Regions from separate parts of the Homo sapiens genome. Here regions 1 and 2 are each linked to region 3. The links are chromatin loops, found by intact Hi-C in ENCODE. Cell type or tissue: B cell. All regions are shown on one strand.

The links. Peaks named below come from ENCODE experiments on the same cell type or tissue, not always from the same donor. Only the 100,000 strongest peaks of a DNase experiment are listed, where the experiment ranks them.
Region 1: a loop joins it to region 3, with 4 times the contacts of the local background. A loop is called at or near these places in 17 of 110 quality-filtered maps.
Region 2: a loop joins it to region 3, with 4 times the contacts of the local background. A loop is called at or near these places in 2 of 110 quality-filtered maps.

The regions. Positions count from the first base shown.
Region 1 is chr1:229,656,738-229,664,737 of GRCh38, reverse strand. It overlaps URB2 (URB2 ribosome biogenesis homolog), which reads right to left. Exons shown (of 10, transcript NM_014777.4): 10 at 4,538-5,638. The coding sequence ends at 5,441. Among named protein-coding and RNA genes, the nearest start is that of URB2, 34 kb to the right of the region's middle. In B cell, CTCF peaks have their summits at 3,125 and 3,327; DNase peaks (open chromatin) are centred at 397 and 3,267; H3K27ac peaks cover 869 bases.
Region 2 is chr1:230,117,827-230,125,826 of GRCh38, reverse strand. The region is part of intron 1 of GALNT2 (polypeptide N-acetylgalactosaminyltransferase 2); the gene reads right to left. Among named protein-coding and RNA genes, the nearest start is that of GALNT2, 55 kb to the right of the region's middle. RefSeq lists a silencer at 1,311-1,605 and enhancers at 2,347-2,556, 2,567-2,696. In B cell, CTCF peaks have their summits at 4,599 and 4,801; DNase peaks (open chromatin) are centred at 1,916, 2,466, 4,776, 7,926 and 1 weaker place; H3K4me3 peaks cover 1,292 bases; H3K27ac peaks cover 2,561 bases.
Region 3 is chr1:229,852,447-229,860,446 of GRCh38, reverse strand. The region is part of intron 1 of LOC105373162 (a long non-coding RNA gene); the gene reads left to right. Among named protein-coding and RNA genes, the nearest start is that of LINC01682, 29 kb to the left of the region's middle. RefSeq lists a silencer at 2,497-2,692. In B cell, no CTCF peak of the experiment used is centred here; DNase peaks (open chromatin) are centred at 3,986 and 4,216; H3K4me3 peaks cover 938 bases; H3K27ac peaks cover 3,191 bases.

The sequences.
Region 1 (8,000 bases), 200 kb after region 3:
GAAATGTGAGAGGATAACAGGATCGAGACTGAAGATAAATTAAGAGTATTCTGTGTGTGTCTATAAACAGCAGGGAAAGTGATAGCAGAGACTCGAGAGACAGAGGGCTATGGTTAGATGGGAAGAGATTGTGTGCCTGATTTAATCTGTTATAAAGCTCAAAGAGGGCTTAGAGAAAATACCAGTGCAGGCTGCATGCCAAGTCAGAGAATACCAGACACTGAATGGCACCGGCACCCACATCTGTCCCCACAAGAACAGCCATTCTGAGTCTTTGAAATGGCCATAGTTGGGAAACAGTTGGCCATGCCCTCTAGCATGACATTAAGGTACAGGAAGACGCAGGGCCGTGCACTGATTTGTGTTTCTGTGGGTGCTTCTTTATCACCACCTTGGCAGCCGGCCAGGCGTTACTGCTGGGATTTCCCGTGGCCTCATTTTTCTGAGTGTGTTTCTCGCCCCAGGCCCCAGCACACTTTCACCTCCGTTGAGCCTGGTCTACTGAGTCACATCCCCTCAATCCTCCTTTGTAATGAAAAACCACTCCCACTACTACTAGTTGTGTTCTTTCTGGAGCATTTCACAAACCTCTTCCTTCCTCTCATCCAAATATTTATGTTCTACGATCAACCAGAACTTCACATTAAAACCATTGTAACAATCCAGTCTCCACAAGCTCCTAACATCCCAAAGCTATGCTGCCTCATGGATGTTTCTCCCTCTGATGAAAAAAGAGATCTTCCTCCCAATAGGTGACCCCAGCAGAAGAGAGAGAACAGGATTTTGTAGAGAATCAATCCCCATGACTCCATTCCTTTCTCCCTCAACAGAGCTGGCTCTGGAGTTAAGGGTAGGGCAGGACAATCAGGGAACTCCAAAGACGAGGAAGGAGGTGACAGACCTAGGGATGCCAGTGAGGCACAGTGGTCATGGTGGCAACGGGGAACAAGCTGGGTAGAGGGACAACAGGGCAGGCCAAAGAAAGGACATTACAAACAGGCTCATTGGGCCAGGCACGGTGGCTTACACCTGTAATCCCAGCACTTTGGAGGCCAAGGCAAGAGGATCACCTGAGCCCAGGAGTTCAATTCCAGCCAGGGCAAGAGCGAAATCCCATCTCTACTTAAAAAAGATTAGCGAGGCGTGGTGGCATGCACCTGTAGTCCTAGCTACTTGGGAGGCTGACATGGGAGGAGCACTTCAGCCCAGGAGTTGGAGGCTGCAGTGAGCTAGGATCACACCACTGTACTCCAGCCTCTTAAAAAAAAGGAGCAAGGGAAGCCAAGAAGAGTCCAACAAGGAGGCTCAAGTGTGAGTTCTCACATCAGCGATGGCAGATGGGCAGGGGTGGCAGTCCTGGGAATGTGGGGTCAGGACATTTCAGAAGGGTCCCCAGTGTGGACATGAGGCTACAAAAAATATCAGCAGGAAACAAGAGGGAAGACTGGGAAAGAAGAGAGGTCACCAGCAAGCAGGAGTGATTGAGAGAGGTGGCCCAGACACACCAGGGAGGGAGGGCAGAGAAGTCAGTGAGTGGGGATGGCAGAATGGTGTTGGAAGGACGTGGGGACAAGAAAGCACAGGGCAACAGAAGTAACATCCATTAGAGAGACACGAGAGACATACAGGCTGAGGGGGAAAGGGTGAATATCACCTCTCCCTCCAGCCACTGAACTTGTCTGCTGGAAGAGATGGAAAAGGTAAACGACAAAGTAAAATTTAAAAAAAAAGGAGAGTGTTCAGAAGTTGCACAAGGGAATGAGGAATCAAAAACGACACTGCTGCTGCCTCTACAGCGGCTTTTATGAGACATAAAGCAGAAACGTATGAGCTTATTAGACAAAAGAATTCAGGCTATAGCCTGGCATGCCGGCAATAAATCAAAGTTACCTCTATGAGTTATGAGAAACCAGGGCCAGGTGCGGGGGCTAACACCTGTAATCCCAGCACTTTGGGAGGCCAAGGAAGGGAGGACTGCTTGAGGCCAGGAGTCCCAGACCAGCCTGGGCAACATAGTGAGACTATCTCTACTAAAAACTTAAAAATTAGCTGGTTGTGGTGGTGTGCACCTGTAGTCCCAACTACTTGGGAAGCTGAGACAAGAGGATCGCTTGAGCCCAGGAGTTGGAGGGTGCAGTGAGCTAGGATTGCACCACTGCACTCCAGCCTAGGCAATAGAGCGAGACCCTGTCTCCAAAGAAAAATGAAAAAGAGAAACCGAAAAAAAAAAAAACTCCCCCAAATCCCTTCAAGTAGACACCCCCTCTTTGCTGTCTTTTTTTCTGGAGACTTCACATCACTCCTTAACATTGGGCAGTTTCCACAGCTACTGTAGGAGGCTGAGTCCGGGAAGCTGCAGAAGACAGGCTGTGAAGGAGACCCACCCACTGTGGTCCACAAGCAGGGCAAGGTCGAGAACGGGGCTGTGTGTTGTCTGTGCCATTGGGGGCCCCCTGATGTACTACTGTCCAGGACCGCCCAAGGCAACATCCCAGGCAAAGTCACCCCGCTGAGCCTTCTCTCACCCAACTCCCCTTACGCCCACCCCTCCCTTCAGGTGTCCGCCCTCAGCCAAAACCAGGCTGCCACATGGATTCAGTGCAGGCATTAAGGATCAGCACCCCAGGCCCTTCCAGGGGCGCCTCTCACCACCCAGGCAGGTCTCAGTTCAAATATCACCTCTTTCTCCAGCCACTGAACTTGTCTGCTTTGCTGCCAACCCCGCGATCACCCCCTGGCCTATTTGTTTCCTGGCTCATTGTCAATGTCCTCTACTAGAAAGCTCCCTGAGGACCAGGGCCATGTCTCCGTGCCTGGTACAGACAGGTGATTCATGCACATCTGTCAGGTGATGGGGGTCTGGAGCCACAGCAAGTCCAGTGGGGACAGTCTCTCTGAAGCCCAGCATTTTGCCGTTCCCCAAGCTGAGTCCCCAACTCTGCCATGTGGAGAGCTGGCTGGGCCAACTCTCTTTGCTTGTGAGGTCTATTCTAACAGGATAAAAATGAACAACAGAGCCTCCATATTTGCCAGCCAGAAACATGTTTCTTCTACCCTATGAATCAGCAAAATGGAGTTAAAACAAATTCTTTGCTGAGGAGCGTTTAGAGTTCAAATAGAAATGACTGTGAGGAACCTGTGACTGCTTCCCCAGAAATGGGAACACAGCAGAGAGCCCTTCAGAGCTGTGCAGGGAGGAGGTGGAGTCCCAGCCTTCTCTTCGTCCTTCCCTTCCTTCAAGGCTGACTACCTGGCAGCCGCTGCCAACTCCCTTCGAAAGGCCCTGCAGTGCCACCACCAGGACGCCTGATGAACTGCTCCACGTTCGTCAGCTCACCCAGCATTCCCAAGGCAGGGGGAAAGGATGGTCCCCTCACCTCTGGCCTTCAGAACTTTCAGCACAGGAAAAACTAGCCATGGCTCCATGAAGGCCTTGGAGACAGTTAGCTTCCGGTCTGGGCACTTGAACCAGAGGCAAACCTAAGACCGTGTTTTAGCTCCCGCTTGTTTACAGCTCGTGTCCTTGAAAGGTCGCCCGCTCACACCAACACCCATCTCCAATTGTGAACAAGAAATGGCGCCACCAGACTCTCTTCGAGGCTCCTGCAGGGAGTTTACTACAGAAACAAAATTCTGTCAACACAAAGCATTAAGCGAAAGGATGCCAGACCAGCCGAAGACATTTCTGGTGGCCAGAGCTTCGAAAGGCCCTCTGCACACACAGTCTAGATGAGGAAGGGAAGGGAACAGATGACATGTGCAGTGCGTAAGGCAGGACTGTCCCCCAGCCCCCACAAGATAGCACAGGAAATAAAATCAAATGTGGGGCGTAAAACAAGGGCCATTTCTCTTAGGTATCAAAGACATTCATTTTATATTGTCTGCTCCAATCACATCTGCTTGAAAATACAGTGTTAAAAAAAAAAAGCCTTTGCTTAAGGATGATCCTTCAAATAACTTCAAAAGTCTGCATTTTGAACTAATTAAAAAGGGAATTCCAACATGATTCCCCCAAAGACAGTGAATAAGAAAAATGGTAAATATCCCAATTGAGAAATGTGCTATTACAGAAGAAAGATAATTATATAAACATAATTTACATAAGAAATAAAAATGGTAAATGTGAAAAATGTATAATCTCTTAGTAATTAAAGAAATTCAAAACAGAATAACATCTCTCTCCTATCAAGGAAGCATAAAGAAACAAAAATCAATAATATTAAAGTTGACTCACTAGTAGGAAAATAAATTAGTAATATTCTAGGGGGCAATTTGGCAATATTTATATAAATCCTTTAAAAATGATGTGGTTTTCTGACAAATAATACAACTCATGAGAATTCATCTTCTGAAAATAATTCAGCTGCAAGCACCATCTATAAAAGGGAATTTGGACAGATACCTATGTCTAACCATGGTGTACTTATTAAATAAAACAACAATATCTACTCAATGGACTACTATGCAGCCAAAAAAAATATATGTCGAATGTTTTCACTGACCCAGAGTTACTTAAAATATTACACAGGAAAAAAGGTAACTTTAAAAAAATGCATTTATGATCCAATTTAGCTACTATATATATTTATATGCACATCTATATACATACACATAGTAAAGGGACTACAACAAGATACTCCAAGGTGACAACCGAGGTTATCTGGGTAACTGAGACTATGAATGAGTTTTTTAAATTATCCTTTTATTTTTCTTTTCTGAGGTTGCTATAATAAAAATATATTGCTTAGGTAATAAGAAAAAACAATTAGGATTATTTCTTAAACTGCATAGGAAAAAAAAATTCCTAAATGAACTTCACAGAGCTAACACAGGAGGAGCAGGCAGGAGCCCTGGCACCTGTGCTAAACGTCACCGACCTGCCTGAGGTGCCCACTATCGCCACCCAGAGCAGACACCTCAGGCCACAGACTCTAACTTTCCCTGACTTCTTCAGAAAGCATACTTAGAGGGAAGGCAGAAAATGTGACATTTCAAGAATACTTCCCATGTTACTTGAAGAATTTGAAAGGCAAGTATATTTAAACAGGGCTGAATTATACGCCCATGTACCCAAAGTAAAAAGCCAAGTTTTATGTAGTTTCCAGTGCAGACGAGGGAACACCAAACCACTGAGCCAAGACGAGAACCAAACACAGAAAGGTCCCAAGAGTCAGCAATTTTTCTATTGAATTAATCTCATCCCAGGGTCAATTTTCAGGATTCTATTGCAATACTTACTGCATAAAACTATGTATTAAAAAATAGTAAGAAAAACACGATGTAAAATACATCAAAATATACTACATAAACCCCAAAGGATTTTCTATGTATACCAATACTACGAATTAGAACATCTTAAGTCTTTCATTCTCCAGCTCTTTCAGACCATGCAGCCAAAGCCTCTGGACAGTGTCACTGGCGGCACTTCTGTCCCATAGCCTTAGGCCGTATATCTTTTCTCTCCTTCATGTTTGGCCTTGTGGTACTTGAGATAGTCATTATAGAGCTCCTTAAAGATGTCTCTCATTCCCGGCTGCAGCGAGGCCCGCAGGAACTGGACGTCAGGCTCGATGCAGAGGTCCAGGATGAGGTAAATGCCCTCCTGCAGCAGACTTTTCACAGCTGGATATAAGGTCACCTGAGGAAAAAGGCAAACCTCTGTGAGAACAATTGGGGGCAGAGATCAAGCCGCACCACCTGCCAACAATGCCTTGGGAAGCACTAACAAGTAATTTCAAACTGACCTCCAAATTGAGAAAAAAATCGACATTCACTTTTAAAATATAATTTTATTACTAAGTCAAACCTTTAAATACTCATATTTTTAAAGTTTGTATTTTGGGGAAATAGAAGCTAACTCAAGCAAACACAAACCTGGAATAAAACTCCATGAAAGCAAAAGGCTGGCTTTGCTGTTCAGTAAATGATGCTTACATGTTTACCAGGGGCATTTTAAAAAACTGGAGTCTTTAAATTTAAAAACCTTATAAGAAGATAAGCTGCCTGCCCATTGTGTCAAATTCTTCTACACCGTCAATCACCTTGGAAGCTATGCCAACCCTGTGGGACAATGACAACTACGTTCACCATAACACTATGACCCCCATCTCACCCCAGAGCAAGGCAGCAGGCAGGCTCTGAAACTACCAAAACAGACCACTGATAAGCCTACACTAGTAATTAGATCACATCATATCACCCAAGAGCAGAAGTGATTTCATGATTGCCATTTAATAGATTCCTTTTTTATTTATGTCAAGAACAGCACAATATGCACTTAATTCCTAACAGCCCTGGAATGGTTGAACTGGTCCTCATCCCTAAAGATGCACTTCTCCCCTGAAGTTCAGGGTTACCTAAAATCTGGAGCACAGGAGTGTGGGTGGCAGCCAGCTCCAACCTGGCTGTATCTGATGCTCCACCCAAACTTCCAGAGAAGAGACTCAGACTAATATCAAACCAACCTAAAAGGCTGGGGGAACAGGTTCTCTTCACACTTACCACATCCATTCAGGTTTCAACTAAATGTGGGCTGAACAGAGTTTGAAACCCTAGTAACTGAAACTAAAAAGCAGTAGTAATGAACAGTTCTGGGAACAGATGGTGGTGATGGCTGCACAATATAAGAATGTATATACTACTACTGAAGTGCACACATAAAACAGTTAAGCTGGTAAAATTCACCTTATACTAGATGTATTTTGCCATTACTTTTAAGAAGTAGAAAAAAACCAAAGCAGTGGTAGAGCATCAGCAGACAGGCCTGGAATTTGGCTGATCATTTATTGCTACCCTGATAACCTGAAAGGGTTAATGTGTCTCTGCAAACACAGTTTCTAATGAGGACATATTTTATTAACCAGAAGAACTGATTCACGAAGGCAACCACTGGGAAGTACATTCCTAAAGAGGCAATTTGTTTCTGTCTCTCAGACGATGCTACTCTTCAAAGTTATGATCCTTTTCATGTAATAGTTCAGAAATTTCTGACAAGTGATCATCTTAAATTTTACCATTTTATAGATGATAGCAACACTCAAGGACCGAAGGTAGAATGGCGTGTCTGTGAATTTTACAGCAAGGTAATTGGGAGGGAAAGAAAAAAACAAAACAAAACGAAAAACAGACAAAAACACAAAGTCCTTGATCATACTGGCAGGGTGAGGGCTTTGTAAGTGGACTACTTATTCATACTTGTTCATTCATTTAATTATCACTTACTAAATAAATAATTCCACTTCCAAAGGCAAAAAATGAGGTTCAGTGACCTCCCCAAAGTCACACAGCTAATAACTGGCAGCGCTAAGACTTGAACCTAGGCAGTCTGAGCCCAGAGCCCATGCTCTGAACTACTTACACAGTTTCTCAGTAGTGAAAATGCAGCTAGACAGCCTCTTGCAAAGAGCTCTGGGGGTAGTAAGAAGGCCAGTAGGTTTTAGACAACACAACCACTTTAAATCTTTAGGTTTCAGATAACTTATTTATAAAACAAGAAAAGAGTCAATTTCTACAACACTAAGATCACTGGCCAACAAATGAAAACATCACTAAGTAGCTTTTAAAACCTTAGATAAGATGAGCAGCACAAACTACTTATTCTAAGCTATCACCATACAGATGGTTCCTGACTTAAGACGGTTCAACTTAACACTTTTCAACTTGACATTTTTTGAATTAACAACAGATTTATCCAGATATAACTGCATCATTAAGTCAAGGAGCATCTGGACTTAACAATGGTTCAACTTACGATTTTTTCACTTTTACGATGGGTTTATCAAGTACTGAATGCATTTCAACTAATGATATTTTGAATATACTATGGCTTTATTGGGACACAGCCCCCTCCTAAGTCCAGGAGCATCTGTAGAGGGACATTGTAAATTTGCTCTACAGGTAAAAAAGGAGATGAAAGTAACCATAATTTCCCTGCATGTTTCCATGGGGACTCATTACTGCTTGGAGGAAAGAAGACAAGCGGGCCTCTGGAGCTGCCCCTT
Region 2 (8,000 bases), 270 kb before region 3:
ATGAGGCATGGCAAGAGAGTTTTAAGAGAGTTCAGCTTTTCACTTAAACAGAGTACTGGGATGTCACTGTTGGAAAGTGCTCACAATTTCTCATCTAAGCCGAAGTTGTCTGTTCTCCTTCCTACCTTAACAGTTTCTCACTGCCTGAAGGCAGCTGCCAAAACCCCTCTAAGCAAGCAGCACTCTTACCCACCAAAATCTATGACCTCTGATGAGAAACTCCCACTATCCCTTTGTACAACTTCAGATTTTGTCAGCATTATTGACGAAATCCCACAGATACGATATTACAAGATACAAAATTTAAGACACGATCTTGGCTGAAAGACTCACGATCCAAACGCAGTAAACCTTTCATCTCTCCTTATTCACTCTGCCTTTAATTTAAAATATGTGACGCTGTCAAACACCAGCCAGGCCTCGCTACACTCCTGAGGGAGGGGTCGCTAGGAAACTGCAGAATTTGAGAAACACAGGGACATTCTAACCAGCTATTCCTTCTTTCTCCCCACAGCCCCCTCCCTTCTCTGGCCTGTACAACTTCCTTAGTCCCATCTCTGTTACTCTGATTGTGGGAAAGGGATCCTGCACTCTAATTGTGTGATGGGTTATTGCATCTTCATTTATGAATTCTCTAATCTGGTATTCACTTTCAAACACTTGGCCCTCTTTGGCAGCCAACAATGCATAACCAGGCTTGGGAAGCCTTCACATTTGACAAGAATAGAGAACAACCGCTTAGCGGAGACCAGGTTACACGTCAAATGGACTCTTTCCAGCTTCATCAACAAATAAAGCAAAATCTGAGTGCAGGGCTGAGTGTAGGCTGTTTGGTGGAAGAGAACAACACTCTTGAAAACAGCCAGCGGTGCAGACACCAGGGTGTGCTCCTCCAGTGTTTGGAGGGCTGATTAGTGCACAGTAACCACAGGGCCACAATCCTGAGTTACTAACCACATAGCTGGGTTCTCAGAGAGAAAGACCACATTCCCAGACAGGCCACACCACCCTAGTCTGCCATGGGGGTAATGCAGGTGGGACCATCACGGCAGGTCCCACCCGTCCCCATGACTCCATTTTGGTTGCTGAATTCATGAGAAGGACTCAGGCCAAAAGAAGGTGGGAGGTTCCAAGACTGTGGCTTTTATTTCTCCAAGGATCTGCAAAACTTCAGATTGTTCAGGAACAGCAGGAAAATGTACTGCCTTGGTTCCAAATCACTCCAATGAGAAGTGCTGCCTGCCTCCTCCAAATACCTGGAGCCAGGGAATTACTCCCATTAGGCCCCACCATAGTTATTTCTGGACATGATGCAACCTGAGAGATTTTTTCATGCCACAGGTAGATTTAGGGAGAACTCAATTATATTTTCCTTGCTTTTTAGTAACATTAACACGCCACTGGTGACAAGGGGACATTCCAGCTTGCCACAAGTCCAGTACGACCACAGATCAGGTCAGAAGGGCTCTTGCGGGTGATAGACAGCTCTTGCAGCAATGTTTTGCAACACACCAGCACACAACATGCTTAAGAATTGGTGTCTCTCCCTCTGCTGTCTCCATGTCTACATCAAAATTAAAGAGAAGAAAATAATAAAATTAACCCCCAGAAAGTACCTATCAGTACTTGCACTTAATTCATTTCCACCTAAATCCAGGCCGGGTAATATTCTTGACATTGTATAGATCTAATGACAATGTCTTTACTTCTTTTTAAAGTTGAGCCAGGCACGTGACTGGTTTAAAGGCCACTTAGTCCAAAGGACAGGGAGTCATATCTTCAGGTCATCCTCACGTCACTATCCACATGCTTTCATTAAGTGGTCAAAGCTGTACGTTTGAAGCTACAGAGTTCACCAAATAAACAGAATGACTAAGAAACCAAAACCAGGTGTTTTCACATTTTTAGAGTCCCCTGACAGTGTGGTTCGGGGGTTTGGTTTCTGTATCACATCTGCTAAGTGTGCAGGTCATTTTCAAAACCACGCATGCTGAGAGACTAGCAAACAAAGGCAATGATCATGAGGTTAAAGTAGACAAAAGAAGGCAATTAAAACATTTCCACTACCCATCATATAGGAGAAGAACATAAGTACACCTGTTGCCTTCTAAATAAAATATATATTTTTCCTTTCCATAATCGTAGAAAGTAAAAAAGACTTAAGAAATGAAGTCAAGGTCTATTTCCACAAAGGCTCAAGCAAGACAATACCAAATGGGTACAAAATGAAAGACAACTGAAAATCAAAGGTGGAGTCGGCTCTCAGAGGTCTCCAAAGCTCGGTGTCTAAACTTAGCTGTGCGGGCAACACACACACAGACATACACAACCAGTATACGTCAGTTATTTTCGAACCCTGGAACTCACACAAAGACATGACCAACCTGCATGTGCCCCTCTTCAAAGTAGTCCCCTGGGGAGACCCTTGGTATTCCCATGATGCTGTCATCATTCAAAATATTTCTGGAACTCCCCTAACGGGTTGGCCCCCAGAGACAACAGCATAATGTTCATCCTCTAAAGCACATTTGTTTTTTGGAAACAGCTAACAACCACTTGGAGCCAAGCGTCACGAATAAGGCAGGTGATCAAGCTTGGAAATTTTGTTCTTGGTCAGAAACTCACAGTGGGCACCAAATGGCAAGTATAATTTCTCCTAAGGCTCATAGACTAGCTGTGACCACGATGCCAAAAGCAGAGGTTCAACAATGTTCTGAACGCTGAAAATAAGTGTGAAGTCTCCTAAACAGCATGCTTGAAACTCGCCACTTTGAATACACTTGTTCTGATTAGACTATTACAACCAGCCTTGTGTCTTTATAACAATGTCTTGATAAATCACTACTGCACATCCCCAACTCAATGTAGCCCCAAGCAAGTTATTAATAACAAGGGGATGCGGGACACTTCAACTGCCAATCAAGAGACGACAGGCCACAACCCTGCACAGAGATGTCTGCATTCCACAGGCAGATGTCAACGCCCAGGAGTACGTGCAGACATAAATATGCACTATACGCGTGTGCAGAGATCTATATATACACCACAGATTCACAGCTCATCCCAAATCATCCTTAGTGGGCTTATCCTAAATATAGATAATAAATTCATGTTAATAATAGCTGAGACCTTTAAAATGCTCTGAAGGAAAACACACACACACGGATGAACACACACACACACGTATGTACATGCACACACACACACACACAGAGCCACCCTTATGCATTCCTGCACGCTGATCCACTGTGGTTTTCTGGTTTCCTTATCCCTGGGGGGAAAATTTTGTCAAAAAGATACACCCAAGAAATGTAAGCTAAACACTGACAGAGGCCTTCCCTGGAACACTTGTCCCAACATGCTATGATTTGAAAAGATGAGGGGGTCACTGAGAGACCAGGTCGAGGGAGAGAGAGGAGCAGCGGAGCAGCCACTGATTTGGAGGCCTCAGGGCTTGGGATTTATTTAACAGATTTTCTGAACCTCAATCTCATGGAGAATGAATTCTTTCAAGGGAAAGCGATATCTTTTCTTTTCTAACCAACTACAAAAGAACTGGTCCACTAGCCAAATATAATCAAGTTTGGTTTGGTTATATAGTTTGCCAAATATAACCAAGGAAAGCACCAGCTGTCTGTCTACCCATGCTTGCGGGGCAAAGGTTTATGAGGAAAATGGCATTATCCCAGTTCCTGGCAAACAACCTGTTCATAATGTACAGCACCGCTCAGGAGGAAGGGTGAACACTGGATTCAAATTCTAAACCCACAGTCCCAGCTAGTCGGGAGGCTGAGGCTTGAATGGTTGAGCCCAAGAGTTCAAGGCTAGCCTGGGCAACAGAGTAAGACCCTGTCCCTTGAAAAAAAAAAAAAAAAAAAGCATAACAGTATTTAAATAAACTACAAAGGGAAATATAAATTTATATATCAAAAAATAAACGTTATAAGATAAATAAATACATTCTAAATCCCTCCTCCCCTCTTCTAGCTGTGTGACCTCGAGCAAGTTACTGATGCTCCCAATGTCCCAATGTCCCCTTTTTGGGATCTATGCAAAGTGGGGTATGCAAAAGCACTCATCCTCCTGGGGCTGCTGAAGGGACTGACTCCGTGGGCATGGAAAGTTCCCAGCACAGTCCCTGAGTTACAGTCAGCTATTATTGCTTATGATGATGGCAACCTACTAAAGGCAGACACTGATGTTCTCCTCGGCAAAAACAAAGCCTTGTGAAATGGACATCCGCCTAATTCTCCCCTCAAACCTTGCCTTGAGTATTCTGGAATGGTGGTAGGGTTCTCCTCCTCAAAGAAGTAACCCATCAGAAACCTGGCAGGGACAAAGAAGAGGGGAGTGAGGGAATGCAACCAGGATGGAGACAGAAACAAAAAGAGAAGGGAAAAATCAAGAAGGCAAACAGGGGAGGGCAGGAAAGCCAACAGAGTTGTCTGTTCACGCACAAAAGCCTGCTGGTGCTTCCTCCAGTGCAGGGAGCCTGCCCCACCGCCCGCCACGGGACTAAGACAGCGCCTCCTCAGGTGTGGTCCAGGGACCCATACAAAGCCTTCACAACCCCACAGGCATGTGCCAGCACACAGCAGGCAGGTGCAGCACCATGGCTCTTGCAGAAAAGAGGAAAGAGCTGGAAGTGACCTCCAGATCCCAGGGAATGTCAACAAGGAAGTGGCTCTATGCCATTTGGACACTGGCTGGAGATCATTGCGTTAAACATCCTCCCTTCAGAGGAGCATCAGGAAAGGGTACGTGGCCAGCAGGATGCAGTACCAGGGAGAACCACTTGGTGCGTACCATTCTAAGACATGTTTTCAATAAATCCGGAGAAAGATTAGGAGTCCTAAACCACAGTTAACCAATTTCTGGCCTAGTGTTTACATCAAAGTTTGCATATAAGCCACTCAGCCTATCAAAATATTAAGGAAGTCACTGGGAATTTTATTTTATCCAAGGGGTGGAAGCAGTGCCAACATGATCTAGCCTGAGATTCAGCTGTGTCTGGCCATGTGTGACGACCTGGGGCCACAGTCACTGGAAAGAAGATACCGGCAGGGCATTTAGTGTGTGCGGAGGAGGATGAGGGAAGTTTTCTCTCCCAAGCAGCCTGGGGAGAGGCCGAGGAGAAAGGAATGCTGTTGTTTGGGTGACCAGCCCTGGGGAGCTGTGCGTCCCTGAGTCCTGCGGAAGGAAGGGCAGATCGGAGCTGAGCAGCCATTTTCATGACTGATCTGCTGCTTCGTGTCCAGCTGGCACAGGCGACACTGGAGGGGAGAGGCCCGGGACTCCACTTAGACATGGAACACAGTGTTCCCCAAAGCCGACTCCAGGGATGTGTGGAGGTACCAAGAGGGTTTGTAGTTTGGCAGGTTTGAGAGGCAACACCCTTGGCGGGGACTGCCCTCTTCTCGGGAAGAGCCCTGGAGATGGCTGACATGGGAGCAGATGACATCCACAAGGCAGGCATCCAAGGGCATCCAAGGGCTGTTCCTGATAGGCACGTCCTGGACCCCTGGAACTGAATGGGTGGAACTTTGAGAAAAGACAGGGCAAGCTGGTTAACACTGTTACTATGTAACCTTACAACACCAGCTGCTGAGGCCTGGAGAATCCCAGGTGTAGCCTTTAACACCGCCCACTCACCCCCACCCCCACCCCCAACGCATGCAAGAGGCTAGTGAGGACTGCAGTGTATGGTGGCAGACGCTTGGAGATGCTCCGGCCAGGTGCCGAGGGCACAGGGGAGGAACAGGAAAGCAGGCCGCCCTGAGCCCAATAGCGAACCGCAAACGCTTCCCAGCACAGAGAACCAGGGCTCTCTGGGAAAGGCTGACTCCAGGTCTGGGGCAGGAACAGACAATGTGACCCCGGGAATCTTACCACAGTATACAGCAACACGGTCCTCAAAGGCCATGACAATCACGCCAATGGGATGTAGGGCCCACCTCAAGCAGCTTTCACTGACCAAAGCTGGGAAAATGTGAACCCTAATAATAATAACTGGAATAAGCTGAAATGCAAATGTGTAAGTCCACATAATGCCATAAAACCAAACAAGCAAAAAGCCCTATCTGGTTACCACTGACTAGAAACTGATAAATAAAAGGAAGAAACTGACATGGGTGTTATCTTTCCCCCATGGACAGTACCACCAGGTAAACAAATAGTGGGGGTGGGGGGAGTTCTCTTTATACAAACAGCCTAGCAAAGAAATTACACTCGCAGATAGAATTAAAATGTTACAATGTTGAAAGCCTAAAGAACTAGGAGATACAGACACTGAGTATCAATGGTTGCCTCCACCACAGAAACCCAGTGCCCTGTGCCTCCAGGTCCAAGAGTGCAGCACAGACCCCACGTGGCGAGCAGCCTCGCCCATCCCTCAAAGAGGAAGAAACAAATCAAATGGGAATCTCATCAAGGCTCTACACCCGACTTCACATTTGCAGGAAACAGAGCACGGAGGAACATGGAAAACTACCCCACGGAGACGCAAGCCACAAAATCCAGGCTGGAAAACAGTAAGGCGATTCCCAGCTCCCTTCACAAAAACCTGTACGCACAAGTCAATGAAATGACCAAAAGCAGAGGGAAAAAAGAAAACTCCGATTTTCCAAGAACCAGAGGTTGTATGAATCAACCACAGTCGGTAACTTTATATAAATCCTGAATTAAGAAAAATTATAAATACAGGTATAACATTTAGGAACCAAATGGAGATTTGAGCGATAATTAAATATGGATGCCCTTAAGGAACTTGTTAATTGTTTTTAAGTATGATTTATGGTACTGTGAGTTCAAACTATCTTTTAGAGACACACACTAAAATATTTATAGGTAAAATAAGATGATTTCTGGGGCCCATTTCCAGGGTGGTCATGGACAGGACAGGGCTGACCATAGGCTGATCGGATAAAGGCAGGGTGAGGGGCAGGCAGAGTTCATTATACTATTGAGTCTACTTACATATATTTGAACTTTACTATAATAACTTTTTTTAATTGGGCTAGTAGGATGAGAGGAAGGGCGTCACAGAGGAGGTGCCATCTGAACCGCATCTTACAGGGCATGAAGGCCGGACGATGCTCCCACCGAGACAGTGCGGGGAGGAGCCACGCGGGGAAGAACCGACAGCCAGTCCCCGTAGGGCAAAGGCAAAAAATAGTTGAGGCTGGAGAGAGGTGGGAAGAAGCCAGGGCTCCAGGGAGATAAGGAACCAGCCATACTTGTGCTTCTGGCCCTACAGGGACTCTGGTGACCCTGCAGATGGTGGCACTGATGGGACTATAAAAGAGAGGGGCCTCCCAGGAAGGCACCACAACAGATGTGGCTGCTATGTGTGACTAACCGCCCTGGTCAAAAAATAGGCTTGCACACTTTGGAAGACAGTTTGGCAGGATCTTACAAAACTAAACATACACTTTCTATACAGTCCAGTGAGCGCACTCGTTGGAATTTATCCAAAGGAGTTGAAAACTTATGTCCACACAAAAACCTGCATACAAATGTTCCTAACACCTTTATTCATAATTGCTACAATGTGAAACAACCAAGATGTCCTTTGTCATGATGGACACATCTAGGCAAATGGATTAACTGTGGTATATCCAGACAACGGAACAGTATTCAGTGCTAAAAAGAAATGAGCTCTCCAGTCATGAAAAGACATGGAAGAACCTTAAATACATAGGACTAAGTGAAAGAAGCCAATTTGAAAAGGCTACATACTGAATGATTCCAACATTCTGGGATAGGCAAAGTGATGGAGACAGTAAAAAGATCAGTGGTTATCGGGGTTGGGAGGGATGAACAGGGAGCACACAGACAATTCCAAGGGCAGCGAAGCTATTCCATATGACACTGCCCAGAACAGAGTGAGGCGGATGCTTTCATCAGACACGTATATCTTGCTTCACTGCACTTCACACTGATATGCTTCAGATACTGTGTTTTTTACAAACTGAAGGTCTGTGGCAACCCTACATCGAGCA
Region 3 (8,000 bases):
GCAACCCCTGGTCAGTGTCAGCCTCCCGTGGGAACGCAGCCTCAGCTGCCCATAGCTGTGGCATATGGAGACTGTGTCCCCGTGTGGCTTTCTCTCCTTCTCTTCTTCCCAGTCAGGCCCCCTCTCTGGCTCTGCTCCCTGGGATCACAGCTTGTACTGTGATAAGATTTAGTCCCAGGCTCTGCTTTCCAGGTGCCAGGCTGAGACATGGGATGAGTGGGGCAAGGGGAAACATTCCCCTTCTTTTGGCGTTCCATGGCTGCTACTAGACTTGGAAGGGCTCCAGCATGCTGGGACCCTCTAGGTGATGAAGGGAGGCTGCTCCTTAACCCTTGGAGGCCCTCAGAGCTTGGCAGGGCAGGGAAGAGAAGTCTCTGGTGGTTGCCATGCCTAGAAGCTCTTCATTCACCCCTAATATCCTGCTAAGTATTGTAAGGAGGCATCAGGGGAAGATTGAGGTTGAGGGCAGACGACCCTGGGTTAAAATCCTGCCTCTACCATTGGCTAGTTTATAACCTGGGGCAAATTTCTTAACCACCAGAAGCTTGGTGGGCTCATCTGGAAAACGGAGGTGATGTTCCTTTATTACAAGATAAAATGAGATAATTTTATGAAATATCTAGCCTGATACCGAGGAACTGCTTAAGAAGTGGTTATTGTTATGGCATTCTCTTTGACCTTGGCTTGTCTGTGTTACAGAGACTTAGTGAGTGACTATTAGATGTTGATGCTTCCTTTATTCTAGAAAATAACCTAAACAAGTAAGGCTCCAACACCATTGTTCTTGGAGAAAGCTGTAAAGTAACCATTGATCTAAAGAAAGATATTTTAGACTCAGAAACCAAGTAAGTTGTTTTGCTTTTATCTTTGCAATACAAATGGTTGGGCTTGGTGAAGTCAGAGCTCTTTTCTGTATAGTTCTGTCTTGGGCCTGTGTGGTCAGGGGAGGACAGCACAGGGGAGATATGTGGACGAGAAGGTGCCGCAGGAAAGAGCGAGAAGCACAGCAAACAGAAAAGGCAGCAGGAGATAGCCTGGAGCTTGGGGACAGTACCACTGCCACTGAGGACACCCATGAGGCACTAAGGGCTGGAGGAAGATGAAAGGGAGTGCTGGGCCTGATCTCCCTTAAAATTGTGTCCATGTACACGTGACATCATCGTTTGTCACCAGTAACACAAGTCTGAGGATTAATTCACCATCAGTGGCCAATGCAGCAAAGGGCCTGGGTGGCTGGACACCCCCAGGCTGGCTACATAAGAATTCCTCAAACAAGGCCTGCTTCTGACAGCCACACGCAGATGAAAGAGGCACCAGATGCGGAGGAAGGGCCTGCTGCGGGTGACATTTCAAAAACAAGGATACTTTTGATATTTCAGACTTTAAAACAAAGACCTTTCTACAGTGTTTATTTTTGTTATAAATCGAATGTGTACTCACGTTAGAGATGAGAAAAGTATCTGAGGACAGAAAGACCCCCTGCTCTCTCGCTTTCTAGATACGACGTCTTCATAGCTCCTTCCCATTCATCTCCTTCATGCACATTGAAACTCTTTTTGAGGAGATTGGGATCGTCTTATATAAAGAGATTTTTATGATGGGCTTTTTTATTTATTATTATTATACTTTAAGTTCTGAGATACATGTGCAGAATGTGCCGTGGTGGTTTGCTGCACCCTATGATGGCTTTTGTTTAAAGACAGTTTTTGCCCTGTTGCCCAGGCCGGAGAGCAGGGGTGTGATCATAACTCCCTGTAATCTTGAATTCCTGGGCTCAAGCAGTCCTCTCACCTCAGCCTCCCAAGTAGATGGGACTACAGGTGCGCACTGGCTAATTTTTCTAATTTTTTTTTTTAGAGACAGGGTCTCACTATGTTGCCCCAGCTCATCTCAAACTCTTGGGCTCAAGAGATCCTCCTACCTCAGCCTCCCAAAGTGCTGGAATTATAGGTGTGAGCCACCACGTCCATCTGATGGGCTTTTTAAGAGCGAATATTTCTGTTTTTACTAAAAATTCTCTTTTTTTAAGTTTTAATGGCTATATGTCATTCTGCTTTACGGCTCAGCATCCATTTTTAAAATAATCCCCTATTGTGGACCATTTTGGCTTTTTCCAATTTTTGTAATAATTAACACTCCAATGACTACTAAATTCTTTACCTTCATCTCTGGTTGTTCCCTTAGAATAGCTTCCTTGAAGTAGAATTGCTGGGACAGGTACATAAATATGGTAAAGCCTCCTACCTCAAACTATCAGACTGCTGTCCCGGGGGGGACTTCATCCATTTTATGCCCACCATCTCTGCTATCACTTATGTTACCTTGTGTCAAAATTAATATGCTATGAGTTGTTTGATAGGGGTGGGGACAACTTTTATTGCCTTGCCGGTGGGCTTAGGACTGTCTGAGTAAGATTCCATTAAGGGCTAAGCTAAATGAACTCAAAATGCCTACCCTGGCCCCATTAGCAATGGGCCTTCCCACCACCCAGGAGCCAGGGATGGGCAGGAATGGTTTCCATGTGAAGGGTTTTCTCTGCTTCCTGGTCTGCAAACCCTAAGAACCTCCAGAGTGGGTGTGTAATAGGAAAACACAAACCATTTTCTCCACTCTCCACACTTCCAGAGCCCTTCAATTCTGACACCACAGTCAACACAGAACACTTCGGTGACTCAGATGTGTGGGTTTTGTTTTTTTCCCCCACTGACCAGTTCTCCAGCAGGGTGTCTTACAATTCAATTTAATTCTGGCTCGATCTGAAGTCAGCACAGATCCCACAGGTTCAGGACTCAGTCCCACAAGCCTGCCCCTAACTTCAGACTCCAACTGCAAGGAGAGGGTCTTCAGGCTACCCGCGACACTAGTCTAACTTGACTACAAATGGAGGTTCTCACAACCTTTTTCTCGGGTTTGATCCTTTCCTAGAGGGGCTCACAGAACTCAGGAAAACAGTTTGTTTTCTAGGTTACCTGTTTATTACAAAGGATACAACTCAGGAACAGCCAGATGGAAGGGATTCCCAGGGCAAGGTCTGGAGGAAGCTGCTCGGGGCCACCATATCTCCCCAGGGTGCACCACCCTCCCTGCACCCCCCTGTGCTCACCAACCCAGAAGCTGTCAGCACAATGTCCATTGGGGTTTTTAATGGAGGTTTTCATGGTGGCCAGCAGAGTAAATACAAGCTGAGTATCCCTAATCCAAAAGTCTGAAATCCAAATGTTCCAAAATTCTGAACTTCTTGAGTGTCAACATGACACTCAAAGGAAATGCTTATTGGAAAATTTCAGGTTTTGGATTTTCAGATTAGAAATCTTTAACTGGTAAGTATAATACAGACGTTTCAAAATCTGAAGAAAAAAATCTGAAATCTGAAATCTGAAACAGTGCTGGTCCCAAGCATTTTGGATGAGGGATACTCAACCTGTATATATATTTTTTCTTTTTTTTTTTTCCTTTTCCTGAGACGGAGTCTTACTCTGTCACCCAGACTGGAGAGCAGTGGCACAATCTTGGCTGACTGCAACCTCCACCTCCCAGGTTCAAGCAATTCTCCTGCCTCAGCCTCCTGAGTAGCTGAGATTACAGGCACACACCACCACGCCTGGTTAATTTTTGTATTTTAAGTAGAGACAGGGTTTCACTGTGTTAGTCAGACTGGTCTCAAACTCCTGACTTCAGGTGATTCACCCACCTCAGCCTCCCAAAGTGCTGGGATTACAGGTGTGAGCCACCACACCTGGCCTATATTTCTTATTCTACCACAAAACCACCATGGGGCTGCTCAGGTTGGGGAACAAGGAAAAAGCCTAGCTCATGCCAGACAGTCTGATACACCTGGCTCTTCCAGGTCCCAGGTGTCTGCTTGATTTTCAGTGCTAAACCGAGCTTCTGAGTCGGAGGCACCTTCCCTCCCAGTTTCACGCACCAGCAGGGCCCTTTTGAGCACTGAAGCTGTGCTAAGGGGAGGGGCTGGTGGCTCCTCTGTGAGAGCCTGGGCTGCTGAGCAGCTGTGGGCCTTGCAAGGCCCCTCCCTCCCCAGAGCTGTGCCTTCTCCTGCACGCTCATGTCCAGAGGGGGCTGGCAGGACCAGTGGACCAGCAATGTCCAAGAGAAATTTTGAAGGAAATTAAAACCATGGCTTGCAAGCAAAATAGAATGAACATGTAGGGGAAAAACATAATTTCTTTGCCTTTTTAGATTCTTAGTGGAGACACTCTCTTGAAAACGAAAGTCAGATTAACGAAAGAGAAAAGCAGAAGTTTACTAACCTTGCTGTACCCATCACACGGGAGAGGCCTTAGTTCAAAAGGATTTCCCTCTCAAGGCAGTGGCTTTGGGGTCTTGCTTAAATAGCACTAAAGAACTAAAAATCCTATGTAGTGACAAGACAAGAAAGAGAGTATCTTCAGGCTTCCAAAAGGTGGGAAAATGAGGGAAAGTAAACTAATGGGAAGAGTGAAGTCCACTCCTGGGTCCTCTGGCACTGCTGTCTCTGAGCTCTGTTTCTGAGCTGATAAAGATAGGAGGGCAGAGAATATCCCTGTGTTTTAACTTTAACTAAAATGCCCAGTATTTTAGAGAGGAATATTTTGATTTCCTTCAAATGCAAGCTCTTGATTTTATTCAGCTCATCACTTAAGGAGAGAGCCAGAGAGTCAATAATGCTAGTCAAATGGCATTTGATGCACTGGGATTTATGTAGCCCACTGGGAAAGGCACACTGAAATCGATTTTTCAATGTTTGTGACAAAACCGGTTCATGTCCTACAGGGCAATAAATCGGTGGATTATCTTTTCACTAGATGGGAATCATTTGCATCTCTACTGGACAAACATCTACAATATAACATGGAATGCCATAGAATCTGAGTCCTCAATAGTAAATGGCAGTCAAACAACGGCCCATCCTCCTGAAAAGTAGATCATCCTTGGGCAAGCCTGTGAAGCAAAGCTCCTGTATGACTCTGGAAACATTCTTTCATCCCCTTGGCTTTATTTCCAGATTTTGGATTCTTCTGGTCAACAGCACAAGCTTATAACACCCCTGCAAAAGCCACCCAAGTCACACATTCAGCTGTGGCTGCTCCACAGGGACAGGCATCTTTGCACATAAAATATCCCTAGAACTTGGAGGAAAACAGTTGCCATGCCAGTGGGGATTCTTCCCTGAATCTGTCTTAAGTGAGATACTTGTGCTCTCAAAATATTTTTGCTACATTTATGTGTCTTGTATCTCCAACTATGTTGCAAACTTTTTGATGGCAGGGTCCATGTCTTCTAAATCCATAGACATCTAGAAATATAGATCCTTTGAGATTTTTAGTTCAATGCCCCCATTTCTCAGATAGCCTGTGACCCAGCTTTATTAAGGGACCTGCCCAAAGCCAACTGACTAGGAGGTGCAGAACCAGGAGAAACAAAAGACTTTCAGATCCCTGCCCCATGTTCTGCCCAGCCTTGCTTCTCTACCCCCAGCACAGCTGTGAACACAGTATATATGGGTGAGACAGAAGGATAGAAGAATGGATAGACAAATGGTAGGATAGAAGGAAGAAAGAAAAAAGAAAGGAAGGGTGAAAGAAAGGATGGCAGGAAGGATGGATAGATAAATAAATGGGTAGAAAGATAGATAGATGGAAGGACGGATGGATGGATGCATGGATGGATGGATGGATGTAAAGAATTGACAGAAAGATGGAAAAAAGGAAGAGAGGGAGGGAAGGAGAGAGGGAGGGAAAAGTGAGCAGATGGATGGATGTGTGGATGGATGCTGAAAATAGATTATCCTTTTTCTCTTTGATGAAGAAAAGAACTTGTGACCACTGGCACAATTATTCACTTTGCTCGTGGGAGATGAAAAATCAATTCTAGCTTTGCAAAATCTCTTCCCCAGTGTCCCATGCCTGCATTTTTTCTTTTATTTTAAAAGTAATGCATGTTCAATTTTTACTTTTAAAATGAATTTTATTGTGCATATTTGAGGTTTATAACATGATATTACAGGATGATATAGACACACAGAAACATATAGAAACAAGCAGACTGAACAATGGTTACTATGGTGAAACAGATGATCACATCTATCATCTCACATAGTTCCTTTTTTTTTTCTGATAAGACCAGCTAAAATCTACTTATTTACAAAAATCCCTAGTACTGCTTCTGCGTTTTTGTTAGGGACAGTCAGCTCCTCAGGGGTTGGGGGCAATGGTGAGAACTTCATCTTTGGCAGTGGTTCTCTCCCGAGGCTACACGTTGAAATTTCCTGATCCCAGATTTCCTCCTCAGACCAATCCCATCAGAACCCCTAGGAACTGGGCCCTGGATCACAGTTGTTTCCCAGCTCCTTGGGGTAATACTCCCTGACAACTGCAGTGGGAGTGTGAGAAGTCAGCGTGAGGGGCGCGGCCCCAGGTCTTCCTCTTAATAGGAAGAGCCACCTTGCAGGGAGCCACTGAGACTTCACAGCTGGGTTCTACTCTCTGGGGCTCAGAATTAACCCATCAGCTAAAATGCCTTTCAGCAGGCCCCCTTGGGTGAGTGGAGAAAGCCAGACCTCTCCTCTCCAGGGGAGTGAGTAGCAGACTATTCAATGGCCTTTGCTAGAAGTCAGTTTCCCAGATGGTAGCAACTGGCATTGCCTCCTAAGGCCAGAGCAATGGGCATCCTGCTGGCAGCCCCTGAGGAGACCTTCAGTGTTGTGGGGGCAGGCGGTGGGCAGTGCACCTGCTCTACATAGAATATTTCTGAATCGTTATTATTAATTTGTACTTACATCCTTCTAAGAAAAGAATAGCTCCCCATGGAGCTTTAACTTTTATCCAAATTCGCTATAAGAAATGGACATATGACAGCTTCTGAATTTTTTGACACCGCTTTTGAATACACTGTCCATTGTGTTGTTCAGAGTCACTATAAAGGGGCCTTAACAACACATCCCTATTAGAGTTAATGACAGGAGAGTGTTTCTTTCTTTAAATAAATGGAGTATCCTTTCGGCAAACAATTAGAACCATTTTTGCTTTCACATCAAGGCAGAGCTACTTTTACTACTAAATTACATCAATTCCTGCCAGCCCTGGCCCCGCAGAGCATCATTTTCCTCTTGTGCTCTGCGTCTAAACCTCGGCTGATGGCTCATGATCTCTGTCTTTTTGTATCTTTCCTACATATGTATTTAATGGGCATTTATGGGATGCCAGGCCCTTTACATACATTATTTCATCTAAACTGGACCAGAAGAGCGGCCTAGGAAGTGAGAACTCGTGAGGTCAGCACTTTGCCAGTTTTTGCAACCTCCTAGGCCTCCTCTTGCTGAGGCAGCCACCACCTCAGAGAAGGGTGCCTGGGAAACACATAGTCCACACTGACTTTATTCCTTTGGACTATGGTGGCACCAGAGCCCATCTGTAAAGGACACAGCTCTGGAGCTTGACAAACATCAAATATGAATTAGCTACATGTCCTTGAACAAGTCTTTTACCCTCCCTAAACCTCCATTTCTCCCCTGTGAAATGCAGATATGAATATCTACTTTATGAGGACTAATTTGGTTCTCAGAAACAGACACTCACTTGGAGACGAATGTGGGTTACATAGGAAGTTCCTGGGGCCCAAGGCAGAGCTAGTGGGGGCCGTGGGGGAGACAGACGGCCCCCAGACCCAGTGCCTATAACTCTCAACACCTCCCCAAGCCCTTCTCTGTGTTCCAGCTTCCAGAGGCCTCCGTTTACCCTGCTACGATGCTCTGAGGCACACATGATAGGACCTGAGCTCTGAGTCTCTCAGGGCAAATGACCAAAGAAAAGGGTCTGGTTGGCCCCACTTGGGCATACCCGGGTCCAATGGGCTCTGGCCACAAGCTAAGCATGACCTACAAACAGGAACGGTGGATGAGGGCTGGCAGGGGCAGTGCTCAGAGCATCTGAAACATCACTTCAGAGGACTGTCAAATGCATTGATTGAAATCATGTAAAACACCATGCAGGGTGCATGGCACT